Linked DNA regions of Homo sapiens: region 1 is linked to region 2. Evidence: chromatin contacts called from ENCODE Hi-C or POLR2A ChIA-PET data. All regions are on one chromosome and are shown on one strand. Each heading gives the region's core, a stretch centred on a gene start or an enhancer-like site at or near the end of the contact. The rest is flanking DNA. Distances are from core to core; before and after follow the strand shown. Region 1 overlaps POLR1A (RNA polymerase I subunit A). Region 2 has its middle 89 kb from the start of POLR1A.

The links. Hi-C counts contacts between places; a loop is a spot of excess contacts on that map. ChIA-PET counts read pairs that join two places held with the same protein, here RNA polymerase II (POLR2A). Pooled maps may share reads with other maps.
Region 1: a pooled map shows a loop between it and region 2 (4-fold over the local background). The contact joins two enhancer-like sites. A Hi-C loop is called at or near these places in 8 of 168 maps with a recorded cell type or tissue (B cell, CD4-positive, alpha-beta T cell, Caco-2 and 4 more), 2 of 37 single-sample maps with no recorded cell type and 7 of 50 pooled maps. POLR2A ChIA-PET finds 5 or more read pairs at or near these places in 1 of 52 experiments (CD4-positive, alpha-beta memory T cell).

The regions. Positions count from the first base shown.
Region 1 is chr2:86,079,516-86,082,215 of GRCh38, forward strand. POLR1A (RNA polymerase I subunit A) reads right to left here. Exons shown (of 34, transcript NM_015425.6): 8 at 2,086-2,191; 9 at 1,301-1,463. Among named protein-coding and RNA genes, the nearest start is that of POLR1A, 25 kb to the right of the region's middle. Within about 2 kb of position 1,281, at least 12 of the 41 ENCODE cell types and tissues checked have a DNase peak (open chromatin) inside an H3K27ac peak, as active enhancers do; they include B cell and CD4-positive, alpha-beta T cell, where a contact is called at or near this core.
Region 2 is chr2:86,015,898-86,018,597 of GRCh38, forward strand. No RefSeq gene overlaps it. Among named protein-coding and RNA genes, the nearest start is that of POLR1A, 89 kb to the right of the region's middle. Within about 2 kb of position 1,419, at least 13 of the 41 ENCODE cell types and tissues checked have a DNase peak (open chromatin) inside an H3K27ac peak, as active enhancers do; they include B cell and CD4-positive, alpha-beta T cell, where a contact is called at or near this core.

The DNA.
Region 1 (2,700 bases), core at 31-2,530, 63 kb after region 2:
CCCTCAGAGGCGAAGCATTTGTTTGACAAAGGGGACGACCAATTTTTCTTTTTTTTTTAATTATTGAGATGGGGTCTAACTCTGTTACCCAGGCTGGAGGGCAGTGGTGCGATCACAGCTCTCTGCAGCCTCGACTTCCCTGGCTCCAGTGATCCTCCCACCTCAGCCCCCTGAGTAGCTGGCACCATAGGCATGAACCACCATGCCCAGCTATTTTTTGTATTTTTGGTAGAGACAGGGTTTCGCCATGTTGCCCACCTGGTCTAAAACTCCTGGGCTCAAGTGAACCTCCTGCCTCAGCCTCCCAAAGTGCTGGGATTACAGGCTTGAGCTATCATGCCTGGCCAGGCTGCCCGATTTTTAAGGGACATCAACCCTGGTCACTGGGTACAGTTATCCCATGGTCTTTTCTTGGAAACTGCACTAAGGCATGCACATGGCTGATGTCTTTTACACTAAGGAGTTTTTAAAAGCACACCAATGCGGGCCGATCAGGAAACAAGCAAAACCACAGAAAGCCCCAAGTGTAACCTGCACCATAAGTGTCCAAGAGACAGTGGCGCCACCTTGTGATGGGCCTGGCAGACAGCGGGACTGTCGCAGCGGCTGGAGTCTGAGAACCCGGACTGTCTACCCAAGGCTGCCTATTTGCATCCAGAGAGTACTTTAGAGCTGGGAAGGATCTTGATGACCTCAGCAAGCTTCCTGGGTGCCCAATTCACCTTTGTACCCACTGAACACCTACTAATTAACCCGGCACACAGATGGGGCTCAGGAAATGTTAGTTGAAACTGTCCTATTCTGAGAGGAATTTCCACTCTGCAATACTGCCTTCCTGACCCCAATGCTGGAGACATTAACGTGTCCAAAATAGAGCTGGCAACATGAGCTCTAGTACTGTGACCCAAAAGGGACACTCTTAAAGCCTGAGGGAAGTAGGCTATTCTTTCTAGAGCTGCGAGAGCTGGTAGCCCGGAACAGCCTAGGTGTGAAATCTCACCACAAATCACATGCACTTTATAGCAGACACTAGTATAAGGAAGTGACTCAACTAGGGTCACCTGGCATGGTCGTTCGGTGTAGAAGCTAGACCAGAACCCACACCTTTCCATGCTCAGACCCATGTGTGTCCCCCTAATGTTCCTAGGTGCCCCCTAAGCCCAGAGCTCACACTAAGGCTGCTGCCAGCTGCACAGAACATCCCAGGAAGCATCTCCCAGACCCAGTGTCTACATCCACAGCTCACAGAGTTAGCACTAAGCATGTGTGCTCATCACATCAGCAACAGAGCAGCCCTGACCTCATCTGTAGTGGGTGTGGCCACTTCCTCTGGCAACTTCTGTTCTTGGGCCATCAATGCCAGAAGTTTTCGAATCAGAACTACATCCTTCATGACAGCCTGCAAGTTCACCGTCTGGCCATTAGTAAACATCTGGTCTCCTAGGCGACTGACTGGGCGATACCTGCAGGGGGACATACGGAATAAATGAATGTTTAGTGTGAGGAAAGGGTCATGTTCTTCAGCCTCTCACCCATGCCTACTGTAGGGAGCACACCCCACCATGCTCAAAACAACCAACCTTCCTAACCAACATTCCGGCTGGGTGTGGTGGCTTAAGCCTGTAATCCCAGTACTTTGGGAAGCCATGGCAGGTGGATCACTGGAGGTCAGGAGTTCGAGACCAGCCTGGCCAACATGGTGAAACCCCATCTCTATGTAAAATACAAAAATTATTTGGGTGTGGTGGTGCGTGCCTGTAATCCCAGCTACTCAGGAGGCTGAGGTAGGAGAATCACTTGAACCCAGGAGGCAGAGGTTGCAGTAAGTCAAGGTCATGCCACTGCACTCCAGCCTGGGAGACAGTGCAAGACTCCACTTCAAAACAAACAAACAAAAACAACCAACATTCCTATTGCGTTCACAACAAACGGGAAGGAAAGCAAGCCCTCCCACCACCTGCACCTGGAGCGGAACTGCAGCTTTGTCTCTCAGTGCCCTTGGCCCTTTCACCTCTCCTAGAGGTCACATTTCAGTTCCTTAGTACGCTTTTTTTCAGGTGAAATAAGTTAATTAAAGGGTATTACCTTGAGGGCGGCACCACCAAGAAATCTAGAAAGAACACACTGGGATTGAATCTGGATTCCATACCATCATCATCCATTCCCGAAAAAAGGTAGTTCAGAAAGAATCCTGCGTTGGAAAGAAATAAACCAAGAAGACCATTTAAATCTATCACTAAGGGCATGGGAGGACAACCATAAAAATATTACTGAGTGAGGAAAAAACAGAATACAAGATAATATGTAGAGTTAAGGTCACAGTTTTCTTTTTTGAGAAAAGGTCTCACTCCTGTCGCCCAGGCTGCTGTGCAGTGGTGCGATCATGACTCACTGCAGCCTTGATCTCCCAGGCTTAGGCAATCCTGCCACCTCAGCCTTCCAAGTAGTTGGGACTACAGGTGCGTGCTATCATGTCCAGCTAATTTTTGTATTTTTTTTTTTAAGAGATGAGGTTTTGCTTGGTTGCCCAGGCTGGTCTCGAACTCCTGGGCTCAATTGATCCACCTGCCTCAGCCTCCCATATTGCTGTGATTGGAGGCATGAGCCAACGTGCCTGGCCTCATTTTTCTTTATAAAAACAAAAAATAGCCCCTGTGTACATGACAGTTTGTATGCAGGGGATATGATAGCATAAAAATG
Region 2 (2,700 bases), core at 169-2,668:
AACCATCATCGCCATCCATCTCCAGAACTTTTTCATCTTTCATAATTGAAACTGCCTCCATTAAACATTAGTTGCCTATTCCCTCCTCACCCCAACTCCTGGCAACCACAATTCTAATTTCTGTCTTTAAGAATTGGAGTGTTCTAAGTACCTTATATACATGAAATCATATAGTATTTGTCCTTTTGTGTCTGACTTTTTATCTTAGAGTAATGTCCTCAAGGTTTACCCATGTTGTAGCGTGTGTCAGAATTTCATTCCTTTTTGTGGCTGAATAAGGTTCCATTGGATGTATATACAGTATTTTGTTTATTTATGCATCGGTCCATGGATACTTAGGTTGTTTCTACCATTTTGGCTATCGTCAATAATGCTGCTATGAGTGAACAAATATCTGTTTGAGTCCCTGCTTTGGGTCCTTTTGTGTATAGACCCAAAAATGGGATTCCTGGTTCTAGAGGAGTTTTTCTGTTTGTTTTGTTTTTTTAGACAAAGTCTCACTCTGTTGCCCAGGCTGGAGTACAGTGGCACAATCTCTGCTCACTGCTACCTCCACCTCCCAGGTTCAAGTGATTCTCCTGCCTCAGCCTCCCAAGTAGCTGGGATTACAGGCGCGTGTTACCATGTCCAGCTAATTTTTGTATTTTTATTAGAGATGGGGTTTCACCATGTTGGCCAGCCTGGTCTCAAACTCCTGACCTGTGATCCGCCCTCCTCGGCCTCCCAAAGTGCTGGGATTACAGGTGGGAGCCACCGCGCCTGGCAGGAGTTTTAAACATACAAGACAAAGGTGCCTGTGGGCTTCGTTGGGGTCTGGGAAAATGCTGCGCAGGAGCACTGCAGGAGGATGCCAGGCCCTAGGATGTCCTAGTTCATCTCCCTTCAGCTGGCTCTGGGGAGGAGGATCTGTGGGAGCCCCGCATCCCATCCAAGATACACAAAACTTCTCTGCCAGTTGTTTAACTGCTTCACAGGCACAGACCTTGTCCCCAAGGAGTCGGAATGTTCTCACGGGAAAACAGTCGATAACACACCCGAGTCTTCCTTTCCTTCATCTATAAAACAGAGGTGCTGGTGTCGCCCGCCTGCCTCACAGACAGTTGTGAAGTTTGAATGAACTAATGCCTGCAAAGGATGCAGAGAGAAGCTGGAGGCTCATTCTGCACCTGCTGCTGCTGTAGGCCTGCCACGCCCAGCCCGCTTGCGGGTCAAACTGGGGCGCTGACAGGAGCTGCTGTCTGCAGAGGCTGGGGGCCTCTGGGGCTATTTCCACAAACCCAGGAGAGTTCTGGGGCTGAAACAGCTAAAAAGAGGGCAGACCAGAGGTAAGATGGCTTCCTCATGACAGTTCTAGGGCCGAGGTTCTCAAACTGGAGCATGAGTGAAAATCCCCCTGATAGTGTTCAAACTCAGATAACAGCCTCCACCCTGCAGTTTCTGACTCGGGAGTCTGGGGTGCGGCCTGATAATTTGCATTGTAACAACTCCTCCTCCTCCGGCTCCTCTTCCTCTTCCTCCTTCTCTTCTTCTTTTTTTGAGACAGACTCTCGCTCTGTCACCCAGGCTGGGGTGCAGTGTCACGATCTCATGATCTCAGCTCACTGCAACCTCTGCCTCCTGCGTTCAAGCAATTTTCCTGCCTCAGCCTCCCAAGTAGCTGGGATTACAGGCACCCACCACCACGCCCAGCTAATTTTTGTATCTTTAGTAGAGACAGGGTTTCACCACATTGGCCTTCTGGTCTCGAACTCCTGACCTCAAGTGATCTGCCTGCCTCGGCCTCCCAAAGTGCTGGGATTATAGGTGTGAGCCCCCGCACCTGGCCTGCATTCTAACACATTCTTAGGGGCTGCCGTTGCTGCTTACCTGGGGACTTCACTGTGAGAACCACTGCTCTAGAAAATGAAGGAGAAAAAGATGTTCATTTTTGAGGACCGTGGACACATGGATTCCCTCCTCCTTCTCTTTTTTCCCTTTCCTTCCTTCTTTGTCCAATATTTAATTGAGCATTAAAATTGGGACTACAGAGAAAAAAAAAAGACAGAGTCTTGGCCTATAACAGAGAGTCTAGAGCTGGGCTGGCCAGATGGTCGCCGGCTGCCCAGGGACCCAGCCTGCTGTGACCGGACGCGGAGGAATCCCAATGAGTCAGCCTGCAGGTGGAAGGGAAACACCGTGTCCCAGGCCAGGGGCCAGGGCAGCTTGCCAGGTCCTGTGAGAGCCCAGGCAGAGCCCGGGCAGCCCTGTCCCTGGGGTTGGGTGGTCCCCAGGCGGCAGGACGCTGGGTGAGGAGCCGGTTTGTGGAAGAGCACCTGCGACAGGGCTGTGCCCGCCCAGGCCAGGCCTTCAGAGGCCACGATGGAAGGTGGATGAGAAGTACAGTGAGCAGGACAGACATCCTATGGGCAGTGGAATGGCCTTGGCTCAAGTTGTTCCATTTCCCCTTTTCAATACTCTGCCCCCCATGCTGAGCCCCGCAGGCTACCTTCCCATGGATCCACCCTCCAGGCTTCTGTAGCCTTCCATTCCCTCCCTCACCGACCTGGCTTTCATTCCTCAGGGGCCTCCTATTTTCAAAGGAGAGAACTAGCCACTTTGATCAGCACGACCTAGGAGATGTCACCCTACACCAGTCAGAACCCGAGGACGATGCCAGAGGTGCCCCACGCAAAGGCACATCTCCAAGAGGGGCAGCAGACC